3 separate regions of the Mus musculus genome follow, and regions 2 and 3 are each linked to region 1. A link is a loop called in an ENCODE intact Hi-C map of the cell type or tissue named here. Cell type or tissue: heart. All regions are shown on one strand.

Region 1 (8,000 bases):
CACTCAAAAGTGTTCCTCACCTGAGTGCTTCTCAGACGTTAGCCTTATCCCATGCCGCATATGGAGAGTGTTAGGAGCTTTCTGGGCCCAACCAGAGATGCTCTGAACAGAACCCATGGGAGTGGACTTAATTGACTTTTCTGTTTTGGTGTTGCAGATTGAACCCTGGCCTTACGCATGGGAAGCACACTCGCTGCAGCTGAGCTACAGCCTCAGCATTGCTTGCTTGCTTGCTTGCTTTAGGATTTATTGGTTTACTGTATCTAAGTACACTGTAGCTGTCGGCATCAGATCCCCATTACGGATGGTTGTGAGCCACCATGTGGTTGCTGGGATTTGAACTCAGGACCTTTGGAGGAGCAGCCAGTGCTTTTATCTGCTGAGCCATCTCTCCAGCCCCCATTTCTTATTTCTAACAAACTCATAAGTGACATCGCAGGCTCCTGAACCGTTGCTTGAAGCCATGTCCATTAAACTCGGCCTCATTTATGGAAACTACTCCATGTGTGTGGTATGGTGTGTGTGTGTGCAAATTACATTTATTATATGCAGGTTCTGCTTGTCTGCACGTGTATCACAGATAGGCCAGGTGCCTGTAGAGGTCAGAAGAGGGCATCAGATCCCCTGGAACTGGAGCTACTGATGCTTGTCAGCCACAATGTGGGTGCTGGGAGCTAAACATGTATTCTCTTGCAAAAGCAACAAGGCCTCTGAATCACTGAGCCATCTCTCCAGCCCCAGGTACATTGTAATTTTTATAGACTTTGTAAAAAAGCATTAATTATTGGTCTTCTCTTTCCAACACCAATAAACTTGTTTCTAACAAGGAATTCAGGTCTTATCTTGCCCACTTGGTAGGTCTTTTTTTTTTTTTTCTGAGACAGTTTCTTTGCATATCCCGGGCAGTCCTGGATCTCACTCTAAAGACAGAGGCTCTCAACTCAGAGGTCCGCAGGCCTCTACCTCCTGAGTGATGAGATTTAAGATCTGTGCTCACCTGGTAAGTCTTTTATGCAAATTCCTTCATCTCCCCCACCTTGTAAAACCTTTATGCAAATGTTTTAAACCCCCTCCCCCCTGCTTCCCAAAATTGAAAATCCTGTTTACATAAAGGCCTCTATGCCTCCTTGGAACTTAAGTGAGTTAATGGGATGAGAACTCTTTCCACTTTCCCTCATTTCCTTTAGGCTGACTGTCTTAAAAACTAGTCTAGTAGACAATCTTTTGGCTGGGTGTGTGTGTGTCTCACACCTTTCATCACAGCACCGGGTAGGCAGAGGCAGGCGAATCTCTGGAGTTCCAGGCCAGTCTGGTCTACCAAGCGAGTTTCAGGACAGCCAGGGCTACACAGAGAAACCCTGTCTGGAAACACACACACACACACACACACACGTATATGAACAGCTATTCTGGGCCCATGAGGTTTTAAATCTGAGCACGAAGAACATGTCAGCTGAGCATATGGGAACCAGTATACAATGAATTTGGTCTAAGATGCTATTCAAAATTCCCCCCAAATGTGCATGTAGCAATTCTTAACATGTTTACTGGAATCATTCCTATTGAAATAGGTGATAAAGTGAGAGAAGCTGAGGAATCCACCTTTTCCTAAGAGCTAGGAATTAAACGTTGCTAAACAGCTTTAATAATAGGCCCTTTTGTAAATACTCTTTAATATTTACTTCAAATAAGCCGAAGTCCTAAGGACCAGCTTCAACTGACAGCTGCCAGACCCTCCACTCGTGCCTAGCTGCCTTGACTTAACCAAGAGCCAATAGCCAAGCCTCCCTTCTTTGACGGTCAGCCGAGCAGTCATCATGCCATCCTAGCACTCAGGAAATGGAGGTAGGTGGATGTCTCTGATTTCAAGGTCAGCCTGGTTTACATAATAAATTCTACACCAGCTGTGGCTTACATTGTGAGATAACCTCATCTCAATAAATAAATATTTTTCAAAAATGCTCTACATTCTAGAGTACCAAAGATTAAGATCTAATATGCAGAGACTGTGGGGAGATAGCTTGGCTTGGCAGGTAAGAGTACTTGCTGTTGCTGAGGAACCAGGTTTGGTTCCTGGAACCTACACAGTGACTCACAAACACCCATAACTCCAGTTCCAGAGACTCAGATGCCCTCTTCTGACCTCTGGGACATGAGGTACTCATGTGGTACACACATATGCATATAGGCAAAACATTTGTACACATAAATAAATCTAAAAAAAAATTTAATGTGCAAATATTCAAGTTTTGATTCTCTCTATAAAAATAAAACCCATCTGATTAATATACAAATTTACTCTCTGTATACCAGAGAGCTGTTTTAAATATTTTGGGCTGGGGAAATCGTTCAGTGGAGCACTGGCTGCTCCCCCAGAGGAACCAAGTTCAATTCCCAGCATCCACACAGAAAACCACAAGCATCTGTGATTCCAGTTGCAGGTGAGCAACGATGCTGCCGGCCACCATGGTAACCAGGCACGCATACGGTGCACAGACACACATACAGGCAAAATACCCATTCACCATAAAAATCAACATTTCTACAAAAACGAGTTGCCTCATAATTTACTATCGGTACATGTTTTGTTTGTACACCTACGTCGTGTGCCTGTATACCTGAAGTCACATAGTAGCGTATTGGGAGAAAACAGCTCTTGAGTGGGATATACAAAGCCCTGATCAACAGCAGACTGCAGGAAGTCAAGAACAGAGGCAGAGAAGACGAGAGATGACAGAGAAGCTGAAACTGACCGAGGGTGAGAAGCTGTGGAGGGCAGAGGTGAGACTTCGGAATTATAACCCTGGGCTGATAGGAGAGTTTAAGAGTTGGGCATTGTGGCTCACACCATTAATCCCAGCACTCAGGAGGCAGAGGCAGGCAGATCTCTGTGAGTTCAAGGCCAGCCTGGTCTGTAGAGCGAGTTCTAGGACGTCCAGGGCTACACAGAGAGGAAACCCTGTCTTAGGGTGAGGTGAGGTGGAAAACTAGAGAGAAGATGCTGGGTGACCTAATAAATAGATTGCCCCAAAGCACACATCTCTCCGAAGAAATCCAATCATAGGAAACTAAATAAAATTTCTAAGATGGTCTTTTTAGGCAGGGTCTCTCTTGTAGTACAGGCTGGCCCCACACTTCCGGCCCCACGCTGGCCTCAGCCTCCCACAGGGTGGGTTTACAGGCGTGCCACCACTCCAACTTATTTTTTAATCATTTTTTTGTTGTTGTTTTTTGTTTTTTTTGTTTTTTTTGTTTTTTGTTTTTTGAGACAGGGTTTCTCTGTGTAGCCCTGGCTGTCCTGGAACTCACTTTGTAGACCAGGCTGGCCTCGAACTCAGAAATCCGCCTGCCTCTGCCTCCCGAGTGCTGTGATTAAAGGCGTGCGCTACCACGCCCGGCTTCTGGCTTGTTTTTTAATCCTTATTTAAGTGTATATCTGTGGATGTCAGTACAGGGTGTCAAACTCTGTAGAGCTGGAGTTCAGATTCTTGTGAGCCACCACGAGGGTGCTAGGAACCAAACCTGAGTCCTTCAGAAGAACAGCACTCACTCTAAAATTCAGAGCCAACTCTCCAGCCTCTTGATCTGTTTGAGATTGGGACTCACACTCTGTGGTTTAGGCTGGCTTCCAATTCAGTAATCCTCCTGTCTCAGAGGCCTCCTGAGTCCTGGAATTACACGCATGGACCACCACCACCTTTGGTTTTCAGGCTATTATTGAAACCACGAATCAATGGCAGCAGGAAACACTTGGAGAAGTTGATTCTATAGAAGAAATCAACCAAACGCGCTCACACCCAGAGCGAAGAGCGTGCGTCTTCAGCAGAGATGGCTGAAAATCCTGTTTTGTGTCAGACACAATCATAAGGTAAATTAGTAAATGCGGAATGCGGTAAACAGTAAAATCCGCCACTGGAATTTGAATTGGTAAAACAAACAGTTCATTTTGAATGCACACACTAATTTTCTTGCCAAATTACTTGCAGCCCCCCAACTCCCAAAAAAGTCTTTAGGGTAGATGAAAAGTGCACAATTCGGTTCTACATTGCCATCTAGTGGTCAAATGAACTCACAGCATTTTCCCCCTAAAAGCTGCTCAATAGAAGCAGGTTCCGAGAGACCCTGTGTAAAGAGACGGGAATAAGAGCAGTGTGGAGGAGACGGGAATAAGAGCAGTGTGGACACTGGAAATGTAAATTAAAAGCTTTATTGAATAAAAATGTTTTAGGCTAAACAAGGCCATAAGGAAACAGATTATTTTACATCTCTAAAACTGAGCTAAATCTCTACAAATGCAAAGAGGCCACTACCTTAAGCCCACCCCGCCATACACATCATTTGGAATATCAGTTACATACAAGAACTGCACTCGTTTATAATATTCTAAAGCCTTAATACCAGAGAAAACCATCTATCCTCCTCTGGGTTTACCAGCCTCACACAGAGTCACCTGGATGTGGGACTCAGCTGATGAACCGCCTCTAACCGATGCACCTGTGGGCCTTGTCTGTTTTTGTTGTGAGCAGTGTCACCCCTGGCCAGGTGGCCCTGGGTGGTGTAAGAAAACCAGTTGAGTAAGCCACAGAGATGAAGTCAGCAAGCAGTGTTCCCACACGGTCTGCATCAGCTCTTGCCTCTGGGTTCTGGCCTCGCTTCCCTTGACCATGCTGCGTGCGCGCGTGGCCTGTGTGTGACCCGTGGCCTGTGAGTGGAGACAAACCCTTCCCCTCTGAGTTGCTCCTGCCCAGTGTTTTATCACTACAATGAATCAAAGTAGGACACGGCCTAAGAAGACAGACCTAAAAGTGATTTAATGCAACCCTGGAAGAATTATCTGGCCTAAAAATCAATACATTTCAGAGCCAAGATTCGCCTCGACCTGAGGCTTCCCAGCTCTGATCTCAGGTTGTTTTACTTGGAGCATGGTGAAGCGTGATCCAAAAGGTCTTACAGCAACACTGCAGCTTTCCGCAAAGTGCGAGAAACCACCAGAAGAGATGGCAAACACCCAGAGTGCAGGGAGACACACTGGCATTCGCCACTGATTATCTGGGTACAATGTCCGTCTCTCCAAACACCAAAGTATATAGGTTGGTTCTCTGTCTCGCAGGTGTTTGTGAGGTTGGTTGTATTTTTTTTTTTAACTTGTTTCTTATTGTTGATGATGGGCACGTGTGGACAGCTCTGTGCAGTCTGCTCTCTCACCTTTACGTAGGTTTTGGGGATTGAACACTGCTGCTCCGGCTTCAGTAACCAGCGCCTTTCACTTGGCCAAAGGTTGCTGTTTTGTGCCTCAGTGATTAAAAATACAGGATGTAGGATGAAAGACAGTAAGCTTTCCCTATCTACCAGAGGAAGAGAATGCATTTCAAAAGCTTGAAAGACTAAATATTTGATTTTCAGCAATTGAGTACTAAAAAATGAAATTGGTAAAATAGCTACACTGTGCCCTTTATACTAAAGTGCCTCTGGTCATGAGGTGGGCTCCTAAATGTGTTGTGTGTGTCTCTAATTCCACAATGGTCTCTGTAGTGTGAAAACAAGCCTCTAAATATCTAACCACACCAATCTTGATTTGGGGAATGCAGTGGATGGCAGGCAGCATCAGTGAGAGAAATCCCTACTTAGCCCTTCCCTGAAAAAATGGAGGGATTTGTTTGTTTGTTTGTTTTGAGGCAAGGTTTCTCTTTGTAGCCCTGGCTGTCCTGGAACTCAGAGAGACCCACCTGCCTCTGCCTCTGCCTCCCGAGTGGAGTGCTGGGATTAAAGGTGTTTACCACCACACCAGGCTTAAAAGATCACTGGTGTTTTGACAATGCGCTTAGAATTGGTTTTGGGTGAGTTTGTTTGTCTGTTTTGTTTTTGCTTGTTTTTGCCCTGTTTTGCTAGCGGGAATTCATTTCCAAAGTTGCTCCCACATGAATGACCCTTGGCGCCAAGCTGCCTGTTTCTGCGCACCACTTGATAAAGGGCAGTGAGTTGCTAACCAAAATCTAAGGCCAGAACCATGGCGGCCGGTCATTCTTCATCCTCGTCCTCATCATAGTACCGGTTTCTCTTTATCTGTTCCTCCACAGACAGCTCTCGGACCACTTCTCCCTCCCAGAACCCGACATCTTGGGATTTTTGATTCTGGGTAGTGAATTCTTTAGCAGCCGTGGTGTCTACAAAGCCAGACCAACCCGGAGCCTCGGGTTCTAACGGGGACTGCTGTGCGTGGACATGGTTGTCATCTTCAGCTATGTTTGCTCCATTTTCCATAAAATTCTCACTCTCCAGCTCAAAAGAACTACGGTCCTTGCTCCTCGGCACTTCCTCGCCCTGCCAGCGTGATTTTCCCACATTCTCTTTCTCCCCAGAGGGTCTGGCATTTTCCGTTTGTTTCCTTTCCATCGTCGCTATCCCTCCTCCAAACTCCTCACTCTGCTCGGACTCGCTCCAACCTTTCCTGAGAGATGGCGAAGAGGCCTTGGGGCTCTTGATGGAAGAGGTTCGAAAGGAAGCTGCTACCGTAAACGGGCGGCTCCTCTCCTTCAGGGACGAAGACCGCCGCAGCTTCTTCAGGTCCAGATCTACATCCTCCGGGGCCTCCGTCTTGCAGACGTCATCCTCCGGAGGCCACTTGGGCTTCGATACTTTGATCCCTTCCTCCAGGGCACTTCCGGAACCGCCCAGCTCGGCTGGCGGAGGCCAGGCGATCCTCAGCTTCTTGGTCTCCGCAGGCTTATCCTCCCTCTCCCTCTGAGAAGAGGCCTTGGCTTCCATACTTGCCGCCAGCACGCCGACCTTGGCGATGGGGGCATCTTCTACACCCGGGCTATGGGGGCTCTCCCCTGCATTAGGCGGCTGGGCTGGTCTCCCCAAAGTCTCCTCATTGTCGCTCTTGCTTGCCCACAGATCCTTATGCTGCTTGTGCCCAAAGCCCTCGTCATAGTTGCCTTTGGACTTGAAGAGTTGATTGAAGTGAGGCTTACAGTAGATTCGTCCATGTAAGGATGCATATGTTCCTAGACTGTCACCAAAAGAGAAAACACTAAGTCAGCGAATCTTCCTTTATACTCTCAGTTACTGCGGCAGGCTGTAACGAGAGTGTCAGTATTTTGTGAGATGGTGAGAACCCTCCTTCCCCTTTGGAGGTAGATACTGTGAATGTGGGGGGTCTTCTACATGCCAGGCAAACACTGTGCTAACTCATCTATAACCCTAGTCCAAGGAAAGTGCCTTGTTTGTTTGTGTTTTTCTTTTTTTATTTATTTATTATATGTAAGTACACTGTAGCTGTCTTCAGGCACACCAGAAGAGGGCGTCAGATCTTGTTACGGATGGTTGTGAGCCACCACATGGTGGTTGCTGGGATTTGAACTCTGGACCTTCGGAAGAGCAGTCAGGTGCTCTTACCCACTGAGCCATCTCACCAGCCCTTGTTTTTGTTTTTCAAGACAGGGTTTCTCTGTGTAGCTCTGGCTGTCCTGGAATTCACTCTGTAGACCAGGCTGGTCTCGAACTCAGAAATCCACCTGCCTCTGCCTCCCAAGTGCTGGGATTAAAGGCATGCGCCGCCAGCACCACCCGACGCTTCATTTACATTTCAAGTGCTATCCCAAAAGTCTTATGCTCTTTTAAGGCCTTTTCTAGTTTTATTTTTTCCAGGGAGGGTCTAAAGTCACTATGTAACCCAGGCTGGCCTTGAACTTGAAACTCAGTCTTCTGAGCGCTAAGAGCTCAGGTGTGCAGCGCCATGATTGTCGTTACCTTTACACAGAACATGCTCACGCCCTATGACCAGTAAACCTTCACCGGTCACTCTCCTAACTGGTATGTAATTCCTCGTTTTCAAGTGCTTTTATTCTCTCTAGTCAAAATGTTTAAAAGTTACTTTTCCTGTAAGTCTGTCTTAACCTTATGGCTCCAATCACTCATTTCCTCAACATTTTTTATAACCTGTAAGTCATATAATTTTCTTCTTGATTTATCATCTGTGCTAATTTTAAAATCACAAC
Region 2 (8,000 bases), 63 kb before region 1:
TGGGAGATTTCAGCCCAGGTGTCTTGAGATGTGGAGAGAGCACGTGGGTCTGTTGGAAGGTGGCAGGTGATCAGACACTGAAAGCACAACTTTCCTTACCTGGATAGAAGCAAGCACGCTGCTTTCTGAAGGGGGCCAGAGGGCTGCAGGAGCTCTTAGACCCAGTGGACTCTGGGCAGCAAGCCCAGCAGGGCCAGCCTGCGTCTGCCTTTACTTTAGAGCTTCTCTGCCTTGAACATGGAGCACACTTCTTCCTTTCAGATCCATGAGACGATAGAGACCATCAACCAGCTGAAGACCCAGCGAGAGTTCATGTTGAGCTTTGCCCGAGACCCTCAGGGTTTCATCAATGATTGGCTTCAGTCCCAGTGCAGGGACCTCAAGGTAGGAGCCTGGGAAAGGCCCGGAGGGACCTAGGGAGTGCAGCGTGTGGTCACTTTACTCCTGTGCAGAGAGCTGGGGGACAAGGGAGGGATCACCGGTCTTGTTTTTTGTTTGTTTTAGTACATCTCAGGGTCCGTGCTAGAGTTGATAAAGGGAGTAGATGCAGGACATGAGGACATAGTCAGTGCTTCCCAGTGTTGTCTCTGGACTCCCAGCTGTTGGGACTAGAACTGAGGATCTGGGCTCTGCTCTCCCGCAGATGTATTCCATCAGGAAAACATAGCTAGTGTGAGTAAAACGTTGGAGATGCTTCCCAGGAGAAGACCATCATAAGCCTAGACGGGAACATGCACCTGGGTGTCACAGCTCAGGTGCTTGGTGTGCTGTGACTGCTGTGGCCAGCACAGCAGAAAGGGCACCTGGCAGTGACTTAATGGGTGCTTGGGTCACGTGACTTGGGATGTCATTTATTTGTTTATTTTGGCCTGCTGGGTCTTTTGAAGAAACCTGACCCAAACTGGGTAGCTTGAGCAATGGGGATTGTCTCCCAGTGGTGGAGACTGGAAATCCAGAGTGAAAGTGACAGGGTTGGTCTCTGCTATGCTCTCTGCTAGCTTCTGGTGACCCTGTGTGTCCCTCAGGTCAGGCTTGCTGTCTTTGTGTGTCTTCACATTGTGTCTGTGTATCTCTCTTTGTCTACATTTCCCTCCTTCGTAAGGACACCAGTTATACTGGATTAGGGCCAATCCCAATGAGCTCACCTTAACTTGACTATCTGCAGAGACCCTATTTCCATATCAGGTCACATTCACAGGTGCTGGGGAATTAGACCTTGAGCATCTTTGGCGGGGAGCTGGGGGCAGGCAAGGGGTACAGTCCAACTGAGAGCAGCTGTGAGAGCGGGAACCATGTTGTCCTGTCCTCCCGCTCCCCCCACCCCCAGACGATGACTGATGTGGTGGGTAACCCGGAAGAGGAGCGTCGTGCTGAGTTCTACTTCCAGCCCTGGGCTCAGGAGGCTGTGTGCCGATACTTCTACTCCAAGGTTGGTGCTGTGTCTGGGGCGCCCAAGGGAGGTGACACAAGGCAGGACGAGTGGTGTCAGCTGGTTGCCAGCCTTTGGTATCTCCAGCTTGCATCCCTATTTTCTCTGCAGGTGCAGCAGAGGCGGCAAGAGTTAGAGCAAGCCCTGGGAATCCGAAACACATAGGGCCTCTGTGGCCCTAGCCTGGCTGCACCGATTCCTTGGGCCCTGTGCTGCCTGCCTCAGTGTACCTGTCTTGGTCTTGCTTGAGGCATTCCAGGGGACTTGGCTTCAGGACAGTGTCACAATGAAGAGGGTGTCACATTTCTGTCTCACAGTCACCTGTTATCCCGTCCTGTACCCCAGTCGTCCCCCGTCCCGTCGTGTCCCCCCCTCACCCCACCCCGCCTCAGCTCCTCCCCATCAGGCTCCTGTGTGCCTCTACCTCCCTATCCTACATAGGACCTCTAGATAGTGTTAGAGAACCACAGAGTGGGGGCCTCCTGAGGTCAGGTGGTCTTGAGGGAGACCAGCTACACTGATCCTGCCCTTGTCAGGAGACCTAGGCCTTGGGAGCTATCCCTGTCTGAGCCTCAGGCCTAGGGCAGTCTGTAAGCTAGCTGACCTTGGCCCTCCCGGTAGCTTGACTTCTTCCCTCCCCTCCGCAGGTTGGGGCAGAGGCTCCTTTACCTCTGGCAGTAAAGGAGCCTGGGCTTCACTGAGCCCCGGGTTGGTCCCCTGCCCTCTGGACTTAACCTGCTGTCTCAGTGTCCTCTGACCCCTTAGGGGTCCATGTCAGTATTGGAGTGTGTGTTGAATTGTTGCTCCCTCCCACACACTCCCGTAGCCGCCCAGTTTAGGATTTCCCTACACCTGCCCTAACCCACGCTTTTGGGTTGGGGATCTTGCCTTTCCTTGTCATTCCCAGCAGAGACTGTTCCTTCCTGCTGTTAGAGGAGTGGCTTGTTTATTCACTCCACCCTGCCCCCTCCTGTAAATGGAGAAACAGGCCTGAAATCAAACGGGTAAAGCCCTAGGCCATCCCTGTCTTCCTGTCCCATGTCTGCCCAGTTGAATCCCACTGGTGGCTTCCCGGGCACTGAGGAGTAAAAGCGCCTAGGGCTGGAGAATAGGTCTGAAATGGGTTTGTGACTCCCCACCCCCTGCCCTGCCCTCAAAGCTTCAGACCCCTCAGGGAGCAGCAGGATGTGGGATCGAGGCCCCTTGGGACAGATGCTTTGAATCTTCCAGGGAAGCCTCCGATTCTTCCAGGTTTGTCACCCGGAGTTAGCATGTCCCAGGCTCGCAGACAACACTGCAGGGTGGGAGACAGCTGGGCACAGGGGGATTCTGTTGAGCATGGGCTCTGAACCCACAGAACTGACAAAGCCCCTGCTTCCCCACCCCCACCTCAGGCTCCTGCGAGCAGTGCTCCTGCACCCTTCCCAGCCTGTTCTGTACTGGGGACAGCAGTCTTCTCCCTGTCCTCCCATGTCCTATATCCACCCCTCCCCTTGGAAGGTCCTCCCCACAGTGACACTGGACAGCCCTGGGGCAGCTGAGCCCCAGCCTGGCTTCTGGCTGGAAGCGCGATGAGGAGACTTAGCACTCCACAGTGTCCCTGGTGGTAACTGTTCTTATTAACTGATTGTGTTTTGTTTTGTTTTGTTTTGTTTTCATGGACCAAAATTTTTTTTGTACTGTCTCCTTAACTGATGTCACCCAGTTTTAATAAAAGACTTCTAAAGAGCAGGTCCCTGCTGTCTGGAGGGGTCACTGTGGGTGCCTGCTGTCTGGAGAGGCCACTGTGGGTCCCTGCTGTGTGGAAGGGTCACTGTGAGTCCCTGCTGTATGGAGGGGTCACTGTGGGTGCCTGTTGTCTAGAGAGGTCACTGTGGGTCCCTGCAGTCTGGAGGGGTCGCTGTGGGTCCCCACTGTCCGGGGAGTCACTACTGTAGTGCCATCAGGGTTAGGCTGCCCAGGGCTCTCTTACTTGAGAGATGTTTCTTGAACACTGGTGATCTCCAGTTGTACTGGGCTCTGGGGGTCTGGGGAAATGAGTCTTTTCCCCGGGGACTCTAGGTCGTATCAGAGGCTTGTGACCTCAGCAATGCCCTTGGGATAGTCCCTCCCACCTCCATCATGAACAGACAAGGCAGTGGCACTGCTGGTGTCTCCCTCGTCCTTGAAATCTCCAGGTCACTTGCTGGCTGGAACAAGCTGTCCTTTGGCATCTGTGGGCCCCTTGAGCTTGATGAAACTGGGCTCTGTTCTCCCTAGGGTGCATGCCCATCCAGCTGTTGCCAAGGCCCCGGTGACAGCAGGTTTCTCTGTTTCCCATACAAACCCATCAACCTCATGCTTTTCAGGTTCCACGGACAGCCCCAAGATAGCAGGGTTCTCTTTGTGTTGTATTCCTGTGTATGTAACCAAGGCTGACCGTAAACTTACTATGCAACTGCCTCCTTCTCCCCAAGTGGAGATTACAGATGTGTGCCATTACAGCGCCCAGTGTAAGAAGTCTGTTCTTTTTTTGTTTTTTTTTTTCAAGACAGGGTTTCTCTGTGTAGCCCTGGCTGTCCTGGAACTCACTTTGTAGACCAGGCTGGCCTCGAACTCAGAAATCCGCCTGCCTCTGCCTCCCGAGTGCTGGGATTAAAGGCGTGCGCCACCATGCCCAGCTAAGAAGTCTGTTCTTAAACCCAGTGTGGATGGCCGCTTTAGTCCTGTGTTGAGTAGATAGGGCTGCCTAGCTGGCTGCTCAGACATCAGAGATGCTCCTTGGGAAAAGCAGGCAATGCCTGCAGTTCTACCTGCTTCCACCAGGGGGCTCACAACCTCCTACTGCACTCCTGCCCAAGAAAGTGTGGAACATTGGATGAGCCACTGCCACATCCTGTAGTCAGCTGAAAAATCTTACTCATCAGTACATTGATACATGCCTTTAATCTCCACGCTAGGGAGGCAGAGGCGGGAGGGTCTCTGAGTTCCAGGCCAGCCAGGATTACAAAGGCACTATTTCACAAAAAAGTGAATAAAATTTTACCCACTGAGCAGCTGGGGGTCTGCTGAGTAGTGTTGTCTGTCTGCTGCCAATCTAGAACATCCTGGCTTCTCTGAGTTGAGAGGGTTAAAAAAAAGGTGTAATCACTGGGTCTAGAGAGAGCGGGTGACTGAGCTGGCATCTGTTTTTACCCAGGCTAATTGCACGTGTAATGAGTGGCCGATGAATCATCAATTCCAAGCAGATACGGCACAGCCTGCTCTTGGAGAGGCTTTGGTGGCACAGACAACTTCCTGTTAACGAGCATTCTCTTTATTCCTTCGTGAATGGCCACGTGCTTTGTCTCTCCACACAGCCTAATAGGATGTAGGGGCAAAGAGAGGCGGGAGTATTTAAGCAAAAACAAGGATCCGTTTCAGGCATAAATGCCCATTCTTTAGGGTTCCTATCATATGTGCCAGGGACAGGAACATCCTTTCTCTTCCACCCCTCGTAATCAGCGCTCCCAGCTGGCGGCCTGGCACCGGAGCCTTCATCTCTGTGCCAGTGTGATAAAGGAGAGGTCTGTGGGAGGCTAGCTCTGCATCAGGCAGAATCTGATAGAAGAAAAACAACTAGCTATTGATTGATTTCAGTGATTCTCCCCATCATTAGAGACTGCCTGGCCGCGAGACCATGATAGGCTGCCTCTGTGTAATCCCCGAGCTGAGAAAAAGACATGCTTCCAATCCTGACCTCCTACCCACTTCTCCTCGCCGCTGGTGGCATTGGTGACACTCCCCTCTAACCTAGTGCTGATTACTGTCCCTGGCCAGGGGCAGCCTGGGGGGGTGGGTGGCAACACTCCATTAGTGGTGTGCCAAGCCAGGAGGTCTGCACATGAGCATACAGTGGCGCCTGCCCTGTGGGTCAAGGTGCAGCACTGGAGGGCGAGAAGCCTGCGCTGCGCTTTCCAGAGTGACTTGGAAACCCGAGTTCCTCCTCTTAGTCAAACAGATGTCTGTGGGTGCCATGGAGCCCAAACTGCTGGATATGGGCCTGCCTTTCTCCCCCTCCCCCAAAGCTACACACCCACACCGGCATCAGAGACCACAGAGCTGCGGAGACATGGCTACCCTTGAGTTTTAGAGGCTGCTGCTGTAACTGGCTTCTCTGGCCCTGTCTAGAGACTGTAACCAGCTGTTTAATTTAAGGGTCCCTGTGGGATAAGCAGAGCCTGAGAGAAGAAATTGAAGGGAGATCAGGCTTATCCAGGAGCATGTGCTGGCCACCACCTTCTGCCCTTCCTGAAGCCTGGAAGGAGTGTGGGTGGGCCACGTGTCACCAGTGGCCTTTGACCTTCCTTCCCTTTAGAGACCTTCAAACGGAGATTATCTGAGGTGAAGGGGCAACCTGTGGGTCCCTGACCTGCAAGTAACCAAGATGACCTTGTTATTTTTAGTTTTCCAAGACAGGGTTTCTTTATGTAACCCCCCCCCCCCCACTATCTGGGAACTCACTCTGTAGACCAGGCTGGCCTCAAACACACAGAGATTCACCTACCTCTGCCTCCTGAACGCCAGGATTAAAGGTGTGCACCACTATGTCCATTTTCTCCCGAGATATTTTAATCCTTGGTCGGGGTGGGGGTATACACCAAAGCAGCCCCTTACTGTGTATGTGGTATTGTAGTATTATTCCCTAGAAGGTGCTCACATCCCTTGATCCTCTCACCCAGAGCCCGTGGTGGAGCTACCATCATGGGACATCATGGGAGTGGAACAGCTGAGGATCTGGGGGAGGCACATGCTAGCTAGCGAGAGCGATGAGGCGTTTGCCTTTGAAAACATCGCTGTTGCTGACGCTAGTGCTTTTTTCTCTCTCTCTCTGAAACAGACTAGCCTCGAACTCATCGAGACCCTCTTGCCTCTGCTTCCCAAGCGCTGGGGTTAAAGACATGCACCACCATGCCGAGCCCTGTCAGTTGCAGTTTATTTCAGTGCTGGAGACTGAAGGCATAGCTGGGGGGGGGGGGTGTGATAGCTGGGGGGGGGTGTGATAGCTGGGGGGGGGGGGGTGTTACTGTTTCTTGACCAGACTCAATACCAATACGTAGGTGGAGAACTAAGCCGAGGCCAAACGAGGGAAGAAGCTGGCCAGCACTGTCAGCTGGGAACTCGAGAGGAAAAGCTGGCCTGGCCTCAGCCTCAGTCCTGTTCTCCACCTGTCTGTCCCCTTTACTACCCTTTCTGCAGGCCAGACTCCTAGTCCCTGGGTGCCAGCCTCTGGGCCACCTCAGGGGCGGAGCTTGGCTGCACCCACGTGTGGTGGAGTTAAATACTCGGAGCCCACACCCGCCGGGGCAGAGAAGCAGCAAGCAGCACCATGGCTGGCAAGAAAGTCTGCATTGTCGGCTCTGGCAACTGGTGAGTGGTTCTGTGAAGGGCAGGGGGGGAGGGAAGGGCTCTCCGAGGGCTGAGGGGCTCCGCGGAGGGAGGCTGGGTGAGCAGGAAGCGGGCAGAGGGTAGGAAATGCCCTCAGGAGCCAGCTGGACTCCTGCTGCCGTCTCCAGTGCTTACGGTACACAGGACAGTCTGTGCCCAGCCTCCCGGCTGTGCCCGCCTGGGCGCTGCACCTGTTCACCACAGGAAGGTGAGCAGAGTGCTGTTGCCTTCCCTGCCTGAGAAGCTGCCTGCGCGGTGTAGGGAAGGCTAGCCCACCTCCCCAGCAGCAAAGACTGGATAGATTGAATCTTCTATTGCCAGTTGTGGGAGACACATTCATCATAGGGGACCAGGGTGGGAGTAGGGGGGCGGAGTGACGTGAGAGTGAGAGGCAGGAGGTAAAAAAAAATCCAACAAGCTTTATGAGTTCCTCCCCCTCCTCCCTGTCACCCTAGTCCACTTTCCTGTGTTTCCTCTCCCGCCAGGGGCTCAGCCATTGCCAAGATCGTGGGTAGCAATGCAGGCCGGCTGGCACACTTTGACCCACGGGTGACCATGTGGGTGTTTGAGGAAGACATCGGGGGCAGAAAGCTAACTGAGATCATCAACACTCAGCACGAGAATGTTAAATACCTGCCAGGGCACAAGCTGCCCCCCAATGTGGTGAGCTCCAACTCGATGTGAGAAGAGAGAGAGAGCGAGGCAAGGAAAGGGTATACTCAGTCAACACGCAAAAGTGACTTCGAGGTGCCTCCTTCCCAGAGGAGGGGAGGAGGCCACTGTAGGCGCCCGCTGGCTTGGTGGAGCAGCAGGCGGGGTGCTCTAGGCCTGGAGTACCCCTCCCCCATTAAGCCCCTATATTACTCTTTTGGAATCTTTCTGGAATCTGAATGTACCACCCCTTAGAGGTGCTAGGTGGAAAAGAGGGGTCTCCATGGCAACCAAAGGCTGGTTCTCAGGCTCCCGGACTCGGGGTCCAACTTCTCCTGCCTGCCCTGAACTCTAACCCTGTTACTCATTCACTGGTTATTAGCAGATCTGAAGGCTGATCATTGGACTTTTGGTCTTTGGTCAAATCCATATGGCATTCTCCTCACCTAGAAAGGGGGGACAGAGAGTCCGCAGGGAGACTGGGGCTCCCACTGCCAAGTTCGGGCCCCTAAGA
Region 3 (8,000 bases), 54 kb before region 1:
CAGCATCACCACTGCCCCATTCAGAGCAGGGCATCCAGGCTTGCTGACTCTTAACCTTAACCAGTCAGCAGTGGGTCCTTCTTCCTCCACCCCCCTTAGACCTCCTCTGAGATGGATCCAGCCCTGAGTCTATGTGATGGTCCAGTGTGAAGAGATGTCAGGGTAAAGAGCTTGTCACACAACAACAGGGAACAGATGGCCAGAACTATAGTGGCACATGCCTTTAATCCCAGCACTCGGGGGACTCAGGAGGGAAGGCAGATCTCTATGAGTTAGTGGCGGGTCAGGGACTACATAGTGAGGCACTGTCTGAAAAGAAAAAGGGGGTAGGGGAAGAGTGACTCTCACAGGGAATGTCAAGAATAAATATGAGATAGAAATTAAGAAAAGGTGCCAGGTGATGGTGGTGTGCACTCTTTTAATCCCAGCACTTAGAAGGCAGGGGTAGGCAGATCTCTGAGTTCAAGGCCAGCAAGGCTAGGGAGATGATTCTGTTGGTAAAGAGCTTGTCACACAAGCCTGGTGAGGACTTGATCCCCCAGGACCCATGCTGAAAAGCTAGGCTCAGTGGTAACTCCAACAGTGAGGAAGCAGAGGGGTGAGGTTCCTGCAGCCTTCTGGACAGAGAGTCAAGCTCAACCAGTGAGCTCCAGGTTCACCGAGAGATGCTATCTCAAAACCAAGGTTTTCTGGGCATCGTGAGGTACGCTTTTAATCCCATCACGTAGGAGGTAGAGGCAGGTGGTTCTCTGTGAGTTTGAGCCCAGCCTGGTCTACAGAGATTTCTAGGCCAGCTAAAGTTATATAGTGAAACCCTGTCTGGCAAATTATTATTATTATTAACAACACTGGAGAGGAAAACCATGTCAATCACTTCCACACATATAAGCTCACAGATATATCTACACACACACACACACACACACACACACAAACACACACACACACACACACACACACACACACGCGCACACGTGGGTGTTGGGAAGGCACACACCACATGGGAAAGCAGGAAGCAGAGATCTTGGTTTAAGAGGAGGCTACATGGTTCATTGATGGGTTTGCCAAGGCTGATACATGCAGCATGGGGAGGTGCAGAAGGCTCCAAGTGGAGCCTCTGGAGAGGCAAATTTCTCACCTGTGTCTCTACTCCTCAAAGAATATAGTGGCCGTTGGGGCTGGCTTCTGTGATGGGCTTGGCTTCGGTGACAACACCAAGGCGGCGGTGATCCGGTTGGGGCTCATGGAGATGATCGCCTTCGCCAAGCTCTTCTGCAGTGGCACTGTGTCCTCGGCCACCTTCCTGGAGAGCTGCGGGGTCGCAGACCTCATCACGACCTGCTATGGGGGGCGGAACCGCAAGGTGGCAGAGGCCTTTGCTCGAACTGGAAAGGTAGGCAGGGAGATGTCAAGGTGGGGGAGGGGTGATGTGCGGGGCAGGTATTCCGGCAGCCAGACCCTGTCTCAGATGGACAGTGACTGACTGGAATGTGGCTCAGTGGTAGAGCACTTACCTATGCAGAGTTCGCATGAGGCCCTGCGTTCAACCACGGGAATGGAGAAATTGTTTGGAACAGGGGCCATTACTCCTTCACCCCCTCAAGATCCCACTTCCCACCCGACCTTGCTGCTCACACAGCGCCCTCTCCCACTTCCCTTCTCGTGGCATCCTCTCCACAGTCCATTGAGCAGCTGGAGAAGGAGATGCTAAATGGGCAGAAGCTACAGGGGCCCCAGACAGCCCGGGAGCTGCACAGCATTCTCCAACACAAGGGCCTTGTGGACAAGTGAGTGTTTGCCAGCGCCCTTGGGGGAGGAGTCACAGGTTGACTGCCACCCCTTTCCCCATCCTCTTGAACCCCACACAACCTGTGCAATGGACAGAGAGAGCTTGGAGTGTCTGGGTGCCGAGTATCTTCAGCCAGTCCACCCTCTTTCCACTAGCTGCTCAGCCCCTTTTGCATGGTCTCCCCTTTCTTGGCTCATGGCTTTGGATATAGGGAATAGCCAAGCGGGGATGATAAGAAACAACTGGCTTAGTATACCAGTATATAGAACATAAACTACATCTTTGCTACTTTATCATACTGGACCCATTTTACAACCGGTGACACTGAGGTCCAGAGAATTGAATGGTTTACTTGTTAAAAACCAAACAATATTTAAAGCCTGCATGCGACTGAGTCAAGCAAGTGCAGAATGCTAAAGATCAGAGTGGATGGCAACCTGACCCCAAATCCCAGGGCCAGGAATTCAGATTCCTGGCAGGTAGCAACAGAGAGCTGGCTTCTGGCTGAACTCCCACTGCGGGAGGCTAGGGAAGTGGTGAGCTAGCACTGAGTCTGGACCTGGGTGGGCATGCATGTTGAGGGTGGACTGTGTGTAGGGAGTGAAGCTGAGGCTCTTTTTCTCTAGGTTCCCCTTGTTCACTGCGGTGTACAAAGTGTGCTATGAGGGCCAGCCAGTGGGCGAATTCATCCGCTGTCTGCAGAACCACCCGGAACACATGTGAATGGGGCCAGGGCCCAGGACAGGCAGCCCCTTTGCCCCAACGGAGACAAGCGGAAGGAAGCACGTGACACCCGTCATCAGGACTGTCTCCAGGACTCCCCATCTAGCAGAGTCCTCTCTGAAGGACCCTGAGGACAGGAGGCTGCGGGGCTCAGCTACACACCTAGAGATGCTCGCCACAGAATCCACACTTCCTTGCTGTCCTCTGGGAAGTGTAGAACTAAGCCCCAGTGGTGCCTGCTCCAGGGGTGGGGTTGGGGGAAGGGAAGGCGCCAAGTCAAGGGCTGCCGGTTGCTGCCTCACACACACTGGGAACCGGTCCCAAGTCCCATTAAGTGACTGAAGAAGCACTTCAGCCACAGGAAAGATGGGGCAAAGGCTGCCAAGGGAAGGGTCTGGATGCCTGAGCTGACACAGACCCCAGAGACCCTTTGGCCGACCTCTGCCAGGCCCCACACAACATCAACGATCTCACTGTTTGCTAACAAAATACAAAGCTCTCAAACAACCCCACTCTAACTTCTCCTAGCAACACTTGCTTCCTCAGAAGCCTCTACTTCCCCCTCCCCCAGGCTACTCTGGCACAAGAGTTGCTCTCCACAGGCATCTCTGGCCCTGGGGCGCTCCATTCTTCCCAGAGACTTCCTGGTTCCTGGAGCTTTGTCAGGGCCTCCCCACCCTGTGTGACCTTTCCCAGCTTTCCCTTGCCTGCACCCAGCTGCCAGCACCCTCTTTGGGGAGCAGGAATCTAATCTGCTGACAGAGCTACACTCTTTTCACAGCAGGCTCAGATGGCTCAGGCTCCCCTGACCTTCCTATTTGTCCACCTCCCCAGTCAGGAGCTCCGGCCCCGGCCAGCCCCTCCTACTGCTGACCTTTCTTCTCAGGGTCCTCCCCACAAGGCCGCTTCTCTCTGCAGTCACCACCAACTTCACGTCTAACAGAATGTAGGATTTATAGTTTATCGTCCTCAGGGCTGTCAGCCCATATTCTTGACTCTGCCCTTTCCTTTTGCCCAAGTCGTTCTCACCCAGCCTGGAAGGCCACCCGGCATCTGTAGGCTTAGAACTAAGGAGCAGCTCAAAGGTTCAGTAGGTTTCCACAAGGGTTGGTGGGTCCTAGTCCAAGGCCAGCTGTCCTCGGAACAGAACAAGGTCCTCGCGAGATCGGACCCACACACCTCAGGAGCTGGGGAACTCGAGGGAAGGACAATTGAAAACTGCCTGCCCTGGGGTGAGGGAGATCAGAGGGGGATGGGAGACTGCTTTGCACTGGCCCTGTTCCAAAGTTGGGTGGCAGCAAGAGAATGTCACAGATCAGCAGCCTGGAGCGCTAGCTATAAATAGCTGGAGGTTTCTCTCTCCACCAGGGGTCTCCATTTCCTGTGTGGCAGCAACTGGGACACCGTGGCTCTGGCCAGCTTGATATTAAACTAACACATTAAGGTGCCAGGTCCCTCTCTGCTCCTAGCCTTTAAGAATTCCGTCTTAGTGAAGGTCAGAGCTGTCGGGTAAGGGGAAGAGGGGGGGCCCTGTCATCGATCCCGACTGGGCTGGAACCCTCCCACGCATGACTCAATTCAGAGCTGTTCCCCGGGAGACTGGGGCGGGATGCAGACAGATTCCAACACCTTAACCTATGTTTGCTCAGTCAGTCAACTGTGAATCTGAGGTCTTCTGTCAGGCCACTTGTCTACCCAATAAAGTGTGGTTTTTCCAGAAACTGGAAGAGTTGGGGGAGTTTATGTGGCAGTGTGTGGGGTCATGTATCACTGCATGCATGTTTTACTCAATGTAAGACAAGAAGTGGAAAAAATCATCCTTGTTTAATAGCAGCCACACTCGGGCATCAATCGGCATTGGCGTCCACTCTGCTCACAGCCCCCACCTCCACCCCCCCACCCCACCCCCGTCCCCTTTTGTGCTTCGTATCCCCTCTTCCACCCAAGCTGTCAGCCAGTCTTCCCAGCGCTTCTTACAGGGTCTGTCACGTTGCCTGCCTACGAGGAGGTCGCGCACAAGGCAGAAATATTAGCGAGTCACCCTCCCATCCCCCGACTCACCCCCTACACCCATTCTGTGGCCTCACTAGTGCTGGTCCAGCTAAGGTCGGTTCCTCCGGATCACCCTGTAAAGGGCCGCTCCAGGCGGTAGGGGGCGCTAGGCCCATCGCTGGAGAATTCCGAGGATCTACCTAGCTACAGTTTACGTCACTGAACTTAGACTGCGGATTGGCTAATTCTGAGCTAAAATTTTTCCCGTTTTCCAAGGAGCGCTCTTGATGGACCAGAACCACACCCCCCAGAATTCAATGGGCCTTTCCGAGAGGAAGGCTAGACTGAGCGTGCGTAAGAGAGAGGTAGAAGCCGGAAGTTCAAGGCTGGCTCTCGCTTTAGTGGGCGAGTTTTCGCAGGGGGTGTCGGGTCCGGAGCGGGGCTGAGCACCAGTGGCTGAGGAGCTGCGCGTTGGTGACTGCCTCTTCCTGCCCTGCGGCGGCCGCGCGACTCTGCGAGTGGCAGACTGAGCAGGCATCGCTCTGACGCGGCCGAGTTGCAGCCTCCAGGTAGGCCGCGGGCCGGACGGCCAAGCGCACTCGCCCTCCCCCCACGCTCTCCTGCTCGGCGCACCGCGCCCCCTGCTCCCCGTGTCGCCGCTTTTCACGCTGTTCCCCTGCTCCCCGTTCCGAGTCCCTGCTGTCCCCTGTGCCCCGCACCGCGCTCCCCTCCGCTCCCCTGTGTCCCGCACCGCGCGTCCTCGGCCTGTGCCCTTGAGAGCGCGCGGCTCCTAGTCCCTGCGCTGTGCTAGCCCCTGCTGGCTCCCCGGCTGTCATAGTCCGACCGCCTTCCTGGTGTGACTGCGGCCTGGCTGTCCTCCCTTCTGAAACTGCTCGCCTCAACCCCAAAGCTCCTCACGGTCCCTCAAAGCCACTTATTTCTCTGAGGTCCTCACCACCTTCTCTGATCCTACAGAATATGGGGTTCATAGCTTACCTTTCTGGGCTCCGTTAGTCAGAAGTTGTTTTCTGCGGACACCAAGTCTCTCCAAAGAGGGCTAAATGACAGAAGCTGGGGTGGTTTTAGGGCTTTGATCCTTATTTGTTTTGTAAAGGATGCCCATCAGATGAAAACCTTCTGCCAGTCTCAAGAGTTTCTTTTATTTCCAAAGTTAATCCTTGTATCTGGGCTTCTAACTTCAGGGTTTTATTGTTTGTTTTTGAGGTTATCTCGGATTTGCTTCTTTTTGTTTCACACCCCCCCCCCGTTTTTTTGTTTTTTGTTTTTGACAGGGTCTCATGTCCACATCCTGAGTGCTGGGATTTCCAGCATATACCACATGCTCTGTTTAATGCAGTTCTGGGGACTGAACCTCTGGCTTTGTGCCTGCTACACTGAGTTACATCCCACTTTAAATCATACTCAAATCTTCTCTATCAGTGAACAAGGTGAAATTAGCTTTTCACCAGGGCGAAGTGACTCTGGCACTCTACAGGCAGGATCCCCCAGACACACACATCCTCAAGTCTATCTTCAGGTCCTCTCTCGGGAGAATTTCACTACCACAATAAGTAGCCTGATTAAAATATGGTTCTGAGGCTGGAGAGATGGCTCAGCAGTTAAGAGCCTTGCTGTTCTTCCAGAGGACCCAGGTTTGATTCCTAGTATAGTCTGGGTGGGCTGGTCACTTTTTTTTTTTAAAGAGATTTATTTCTGGATTTTATGTATATGAATACACTATAGCTGTCTTCAGACACACCAGAAGAGGGCATTGGATCCCATGACAGATGGTTGTGAGCCACCATGTGGTTGCTGGGAATTGAACTCAAGACCTCTGGAAGAGCAGTCAGTGCTCTTAACCACTGAGCCATCTCTCCAGCCCCGGCTGGTCACTTTTTAAGCACAAATAAGGAGAGCCTGTGTTAGCTCTGATGGCATCGCATCATATACACCTGTTTCCGGCCTTCTGTACCTCGGGTGTAGATGTTTTGAGTCAGAGCTCTGAAACTGCCATGCTTAACTCTTTTTTTTTTTTTTTTTTTTTTTTTTTTAAAGATTTATTTATTTATTATATGTAAGTACACTGTAGCTGTCTTCAGACACTCCAGAAGAGGGCATCAGATCTCATTACGGGTGGTTGTGAGCCACCATGTGGTTGCTGGGATTTGAACTTCGGACCTTCGGAAGAGCAGTCGGGTGCTCTTACCCACTGAGCCATCTCACCAGCCCCATGCTTAACTCTTTTAAGAGCAGCCACACAGGAGTCACCAGCATAGGATGCATCCGTGAAGATGAAAATAAGGAATGGCTCTCCGGGAAGGAGGAGAGGCCTATCCTGCAGACCAACTCCAATCTGTCTTTGTAGGGGAAGACATGCCATCTGCCAAGCAGCTAGCCGATATCGGCTACAAGACCTTCTCTGCCTCGATGATGCTCCTCACTGTGTATGGGGGTTACCTCTGCAGTGTACGAGCCTACCGTTACCTCCAGCTGCGCAGTGCCAGGCGCCAGGCTGCAGAAGAGCAGAAGACCTCAGGAGTCCTGTAGAGCAGCGAGGCGTGAGGCCTGCGGCCTGAAATGGAAAAGATTTTCCTGCATGTCAACCCTGGCAAGAACTAGGCCCCCATGCCTTTCAAACCTGCTGGGCTAAAATGCCTTGGTTTCTGTAGTGCTACTAGCTTGTGCCGTTCTGACAGTTTATGGAGGCCATCAAGTAAATGGGAATGTGAGGGTGAGGTTTATTACAGAGATTAAATATTTTGCTTTGTTTGTGTTTTAGTGGTTCTGTGTACCCAGAGAGTAAATGGATCATAGAGGTGTGGCTTTGAGTTCTCTAAAAGCTTGGTCTCTCTCTTTCTTTCCTGTTTTGTTTGTTCAAGACAGGGTCTATATAGCCCTCGCTGTCCTGGGACTCTATAAAAGACTAGGCTAGCCTGAACTAAGAGAGATCAGATCCTCTTGCCTCTGCCTCCCAAGTGTTGGGATTAAAGGCCTGCACCATCATGCCTGGCAGTATCTTTCCTACTGCCGTAAAGAAACCATAAAAAGTTACCTCACGGAAGCATTTATTTGGGGCATATAGTCTCAGAGGGGTCCATGACCACCACCGTGGTGGGAAGCGTGGCAGCAGGCCAGCAGCCATGGCCCTAGAGAAGTGGAGAACTTACATCTGATCCACAGGCACAAGGCAAAGAGCTAACTGGAAATGGCGGGTTTTTAAAACCTCAAAACCACCCCCCTGGTGACACACCTCCTCTGGTAAGGTCACACTCCCAGTTCTTCCCAAACAGTTCTACCATTTGGGGACCAAATATCAAATTTATGACCATATGGGGGGCTATTCCTTTTTTTTTTTTTTTAAAGATTTAGTTATTTATAACAGTTAAGTACATTGTAGCTGTCTTCAGACACCCCAGAAGAGGGCATCAGGTCTCATGACGGATGGTTGTGAGCCACCTTGTGATTGCTGGGATTTCAACTCAGGACCTCTGGAAGA

The links. Hi-C counts contacts between places; a loop is a spot of excess contacts. Peaks named below come from ENCODE experiments on the same cell type or tissue, not always from the same donor. Only the 100,000 strongest peaks of a DNase experiment are listed, where the experiment ranks them.
Region 2: it touches region 1 in a loop (6-fold over the local background); 29 of 42 quality-filtered maps call a loop at or near these places.
Region 3: a loop joins it to region 1, with 4 times the contacts of the local background. A loop is called at or near these places in 30 of 42 quality-filtered maps.

The regions. Positions count from the first base shown.
Region 1 is chr15:99,774,279-99,782,278 of GRCm38, forward strand. Lima1 (LIM domain and actin binding 1) reads right to left here. Exons shown (of 11, transcript NM_001113545.1): 11 at 4,190-7,012. The coding sequence ends at 6,019. Among named protein-coding and RNA genes, the nearest start is that of Cers5, 5.8 kb to the left of the region's middle. In heart, a CTCF peak has its summit at 4,061 (motif pointing left); no DNase peak of the experiment used is centred here.
Region 2 is chr15:99,710,832-99,718,831 of GRCm38, forward strand. Smarcd1 (SWI/SNF related, matrix associated, actin dependent regulator of chromatin, subfamily d, member 1) reads left to right here. Exons shown (of 13, transcript NM_031842.2): 11 at 262-384; 12 at 1,328-1,429; 13 at 1,541-3,164. The coding sequence ends at 1,594. It overlaps Gpd1 (glycerol-3-phosphate dehydrogenase 1 (soluble)), which reads left to right and starts at 6,756. Exons shown (of 8, transcript NM_010271.3): 1 at 6,756-6,817; 2 at 7,321-7,498. The coding sequence starts at 6,777. Gm16537 (predicted gene 16537) reads right to left here. Exons shown (of 3, transcript NR_155353.1): 3 at 4,703-5,008. In heart, CTCF peaks have their summits at 3,035 and 4,227 (motif pointing right); DNase peaks (open chromatin) are centred at 3,620, 4,220, 4,790, 6,720 and 1 weaker place; H3K27ac peaks cover 2,851 bases.
Region 3 is chr15:99,720,776-99,728,775 of GRCm38, forward strand. It overlaps Gpd1 (glycerol-3-phosphate dehydrogenase 1 (soluble)), which reads left to right. Exons shown (of 8, transcript NM_010271.3): 6 at 1,160-1,393; 7 at 1,681-1,787; 8 at 2,416-4,239. The coding sequence ends at 2,512. It overlaps Cox14 (cytochrome c oxidase assembly protein 14), which reads left to right and starts at 4,843. Exons shown (of 2, transcript NM_183256.3): 1 at 4,843-5,073; 2 at 6,870-7,361. The coding sequence starts at 6,878. The coding sequence ends at 7,051. Gm16537 (predicted gene 16537) reads right to left here and starts at 3,699. Exons shown (of 3, transcript NR_155353.1): 1 at 3,542-3,699; 2 at 1,139-1,385. In heart, CTCF peaks have their summits at 3,878 (motif pointing right) and 4,669 (motif pointing right); DNase peaks (open chromatin) are centred at 2,586, 3,216, 3,986, 4,856 and 3 weaker places; H3K4me3 peaks cover 3,844 bases; H3K27ac peaks cover 4,165 bases.